Linked DNA regions of Mus musculus: region 1 is linked to region 2. Evidence: chromatin loops called from intact Hi-C (ENCODE). Cell type or tissue: left cerebral cortex. All regions are shown on one strand.

Region 1 (2,500 bases), 500 kb before region 2:
AGACAGCCTGGCCAACAATTCCTTTAAAACACCAAAGCCTCTCTCCCTGTTTCCCACTACCTAACAGCTCAACTACCATCTCCCCAGAAAAGAAGCTAGCCCCCTTTTCCCCCCTCAATGCCTGCTAGAACTTCAATCCATTCATTTGGTAGTCAGGCCAGCTCTTTTGACTATGGTACCAGGATGGAGAGATGAGAGTGGCAGGCACTGACCATGGTTTACAATCTAAGATCAGTGGGCACTGATCCAAAGTAGCTTCCCTAACCAAGGGCCAAGAAAGAGCTTCCCTTCCCCGTTGGCATCTACAGGTTGGGTGTCCCAAACCGCGCGGTGGCCAGGCACATGGGAAAAATAGGGAGCTAACAGAGTGAACTAGAAGTCCAGGAACTGAGCCAAAGGTGCACGAATGTCCCTAGCCGCTCCTTCCTGGAATCCTACCTCATCCATCCAACTCCTCAATATCCCTAAAACTCCACAAGAGAAACTCAAGAGTTTGGGCACTCTCCCGAAACCAGACTTTCCTGGCGTTGACTCTGAACTCCTGGATGCGGCACTGACATCAAGGAGGAGCCCTCACAGGGCTTCTGAGATCTCCCTTTGATTTAATGCGCAAAGGTACTACACTCCAAGTGCCCCAAATCCCCTCTGTGTAGCGATGGTCGCTTGCACTCAGCTCCTCCTCTTCCCACCGCTCCCAATGGAAAAAATAAAAAATAAAAGGGGGAACACTTGGGCCCTGCGACAATCCTCTGGAATATTCCTTGGAATTAACTGGATCCTCGCTTCCATGGGCCGACCCAATGCAAAATTGTAGATTTCGAAGCCTTCAGATGAGCTGTGCCTTCGTCAGCGGAGGAAGAGGGGAGGGAACCATGGTTGAAATTGCAGTTTACAAACACAGAACCATTTTGTGTTTGTCCCCACCTCAACAGAACCCACGGCTGTTCCCCGAGGACGTGCCTACGCGCAGGCTGGGAGTGCCGGGAACGCGCCGCGCGCTCCGCTTGGGAAGACGAAATGCATCCTGTCCCGCCAGCCAGCAATCGCTCAGGTCTCCCTGCGGTCTGTAATTCCTATCTTCCATCCACCCGACACCGTGAGCAGACTGGACCCCCGGACTTTGCAGAGTCTGAGTGACCCAATAGAATCACCCTCTGGCTTCTTGAAACTGCCGAGTGACCACGTTGTCGCAGTAACTACAGACCTGGCCGGTGCCTTTTTTAAAAATGCCTTCCCGACCTCGCCCCTTGCGCTTTCACAGTCGCTGGCGGAGTAAATTCCTCCCAGAGGAGCCCTCACCAGAGACCACAAGCGACTGGCGCGTGACTAACGCCCACTCTCCTAGGGTCTTTTCTGCTGGACCCGCGGCTCTACCCTACTCCTTTGCTGCGTCGTGGACACGGGCGACCCCTGTCGGGGACCCTGTCCCTAGTTAGGCTACTACAATCTTGCTTTGAGTGCCTTTTTTTCCAGGTCCAGGTTAGCTGGCTTTCCTAAGAACCCCCAGAGTGACTCCAATTTTTCTGTCTGAATTCCACTTCAAGACCTCCCCATACGCACCCAGACCCTAGATGCAAACTGTTCCCTAGCGCTCCAAGACTACATCCTAGCTCCGATGGAGGGCGCCACTCACAGCAGTCCAGTGGGTGGCCAAACTGGGCAAGGGACAATTCCTTCCTAAAATGCACTCCCCAGCCCTCACCTTGCTTAGAACGGGAAAATCGAAAGTGACCTGGCAACTCTAAGGCTTGACCTTGTTTGCCTTTTCCTGGGAGGTCTGCACTTCCCCCACTAGGCCCCCTACCACTCACCTTTGCGGAGAGTGCAGCAAAACAAGGGCCAATCACTAAATGTGCCTCAGACCTAATCTCGCCAGCACACAAAATCCCATTGGCTGCACGCAGCCCTCCCGATTGAACCGAGTACCCTGGACAGTTAGTCTCTTTAATAATAATAATAAGCACCTACTCGCTCCGCCCATTCCACGCAGGATTCAACGCTGAGGAAGAAAGAAAACACGTCCCCTAGAAAAGGGAAATTAATCATTCCCTCTGCCCTCGTGGATGATGCACCTCGTGTCAGCAGTTTGTCACGTCAGATCGTGGCAGAGTCTGGTTCCGAGACTCGTACGCACGTTGGCGTGGGGGAGGGGGCTTCTTTAAACACACCCTAGCGACCGACTGCACGTGCAGAGTTTGTACACGACCCCACAAGCACACACACCAGGCAGTTGCGCTTGGATACCCTCGTTCTGGCCCGAGGCAACCCTCCACCCTAGATCCTCTAGCAATGGACTTCGTACAGATAAACCACGGAAAAAACTGGAATACCTCGCCCCACCTCTTTTTTCCTATTTAATTCGCTAAAGCAGCTCCTGGAGTAACCAAAGAGAGTAGAAACTAAGGCGTGGCCACTTCAGTTGGGTTTTTTCCCACCTCAAAACCTTTATTTTCAGTTTTTAAAAGCCACCTTAGCCCGCCATATTGGAACTGGCACGGTG
Region 2 (2,500 bases):
ATTACATGTTAAATACCCCCTACAGGCTGGATCCAGTGCCCGGGGCGCCTAGCCTCAGGCCCCCTACCCCTCTCTGCCAACCCTAAACTACCTCAGACCTGGAGGGGCCTATTAGATATTTTGTTTTTCCAAGGGAGGGGAGTGTCTTTGCATCCAGTCTAGCTCCTCTGGTGATTGAATTAAGACGAATAATCCTCTCCATCCCCACTACTACATCTATTAGAGAGGCGCCCCTACTAGGGAAGCCATCCTTTTCAGAAGTATATTCTTTTTCAGTCTTTAAAAATACGTTCTAAGCCGTATAGACTAACATGTTCAGTTCTTGGCGTCAGCAGCTTTCTTTCTTGTCTCCAGAAGGATTTCTTTTGCGCATTAAAAAAATTATTATTATTATCATCTACATCTCGGTGCCCGGGACCAAAGAGATATGCTTACTCGAGACTTTTCTCGAAGCTGTGAACTAGGGACTGGCTGACTGATGCCTTATACAACTCATGAGTGATACAGCAATAGTATTTTTCCCTTTTAAACTCTCATTCTAGATCTTAATCCCGGGCCTTTTAGCAAAAATGTGTGTGCGGTCTTCTCTGCTTGTTTATGGAATGGTTTCCGGTGAATGTTAGACAGCAACTAAATAATTAAAAGGTTTTGAGAGCGCCGTGAGCTGGAAGAGATGCTGGCAGCTTGATTGGCCCAGGAGAGATGGGTTGGTCAAAGAGTGAAAGTAAAAAAATCGATATTCTAAGACTGGGCCGCCCTCATAAACGTGGGACCAAGGGGTGCAGGGTGAACTCAGAAGGGAGGGAAGACTCGTTTTTAAAAAAAAGGTATCTTCGTAATTTGTATTTAGAAATTCAGCCTTGATTTCAGTCAAAGATCAGATGTAAAAGGGGGGGGGGTGTCAGGAGAAGCTCCAAACCCAAGCCCGCAGGGCACATTTCTAAATAAATTTTGTCTTCTTCAAGGGTTGTATTGTAAAAAGAACGCACCTTCCCTCTCCCCGCACTCCACTGGCTTCAAGGTAGATATTGATGGCTTTTCTCCACAGTAGAATAGAAGAAGTTACTTGGAACTTTTAAGAAAGGGCTTGTCGGGAATCCAAGTTTTGAATAAGTGGGAAATATTATGGGGTAAAGAAATGAAGAGGGGATGACGCCTTCAGTTCCAGTAACCCTCTAAAGCCAAGCTCTCTGCCCTGGAGGGTGGAATGGGAACACCTCTTACACTGCCCTGGGGTGCACCCGAAGTCTCTTTCGGACCTTGCTCATCCGGGCAGTGTTTTCTGGACCCAGGCTGCAGAAACCTCAACGCCACTAGGGGATGCAGTGACTCAAAGGACGGAACAGGGCCGCAGAGGTTGGAGCCCGTGGGGCGGGGCGACTGCGGCCCGGTCGTGGTATCTCCCGATGATTGGTCCTTACAAATGGCCCCGCCCTCGTCCGCCCAGCCTCTCTACTGGGCGTCTTCCAGCCTCTCTCCTGTGTCAGCTTGCGGCCCTCCCACCAGACCCTGTCCCAGAGACCCAAAATGTCCAGGGAAGTTGCGGCTGGGTCCACCCCGGAGGTCAGGGTTGGATATTATAGAGGGGACCGTTTTCCTCGGGTGAAAGCAGAATAAAGTAGCACCCCGAGCTAGGCGAAGAGAAAAGTTAGGCTATCGCAGCAAAGATCAAGTTAGTTGTACACGGTACTTCGGGGACCAGTGAGCCTAGGTCTCGCTAAGCCAGCTTTTTATGCATCGCGTTGTCACTAAGGTCAAAAGCACACATTGATGATATCATTAGATCCGAAAAAGACAGCTGCAACAGCTGACGCTGTTCGTTCTGGAGAGGTTTGGGAAAGCAAGCAGAGACCATAACAATAACGCGGGCGTCCGAATCAAAGCCCAGGTCCTCCGCGCGATTCAGCAGCCTCCCGGAAAGCTGGTTCGGAGGCAAATCTTCAGTTACTTCGCCATGAAACTTTTCTAATCTGTTTTACATGCACATAGCCCCTAAGCTGATATAAACTGAAAAACGTTCTGGCTTGAATCCTAATTTAAAAGTTTGCTCATTTTTAAAAAAGTATCGAAAAGTCTGCTTATGGAAATTAGCTTTATGAATGGGGCAGCCGGGTTTCACTCGTACGGAATAATCTACTGAGCCCGAATGAATCGGCTTTGCTACATTTAAAGGGCCAGAGAGCGAATTCCCTCCTGCCTGTCCCCTCTGCCCCAAGCCCGGGCGGGCCTCGCCCACCCTGCCCGCGGCCCCTCTGCCCTAGGCGGCCCTTGGCGGCGCCCCTTTCCGGTCAGTAGAGGGGCGGGAGGAGGGGCGGCGGTGTGCCGGGGTGGGTGGGGGGGATGGGATGGGGGTGGAGGTGAAGTCCTGGAGCGGGTTTGGGTTGCAGTTTCCTTGTGCTGAGGATCGTGTCCCCTCCTGCCAGCGCCAGGCTCCTCCCCCTCGGCGCGGATGACACTAGAACCTCCTTAAGTTGCGTCGCGCCACAGCTGTCTGCGAACA

Evidence for each region. A loop is a pair of places that touch in the nucleus more often than their neighbours do. Peaks named below come from ENCODE experiments on the same cell type or tissue, not always from the same donor. Only the 100,000 strongest peaks of a DNase experiment are listed, where the experiment ranks them.
Region 1: it touches region 2 in a loop (6-fold over the local background); 8 of 42 quality-filtered maps call a loop at or near these places.

The regions. Positions count from the first base shown.
Region 1 is chr2:10,373,706-10,376,205 of GRCm38, reverse strand. The region is part of intron 1 of Sfmbt2 (Scm-like with four mbt domains 2); the gene reads right to left. Among named protein-coding and RNA genes, the nearest start is that of Sfmbt2, 4.5 kb to the right of the region's middle. In left cerebral cortex, a CTCF peak has its summit at 1,448; DNase peaks (open chromatin) are centred at 1,026, 1,404, 2,152 and 2,421; H3K4me3 peaks cover 1,889 bases.
Region 2 is chr2:9,878,586-9,881,085 of GRCm38, reverse strand. It overlaps Gata3 (GATA binding protein 3), which reads left to right and starts at 2,486. Exons shown (of 6, transcript NM_008091.3): 1 at 2,486-2,500. In left cerebral cortex, a CTCF peak has its summit at 1,308; DNase peaks (open chromatin) are centred at 523, 1,392 and 1,875; H3K4me3 peaks cover 1,072 bases.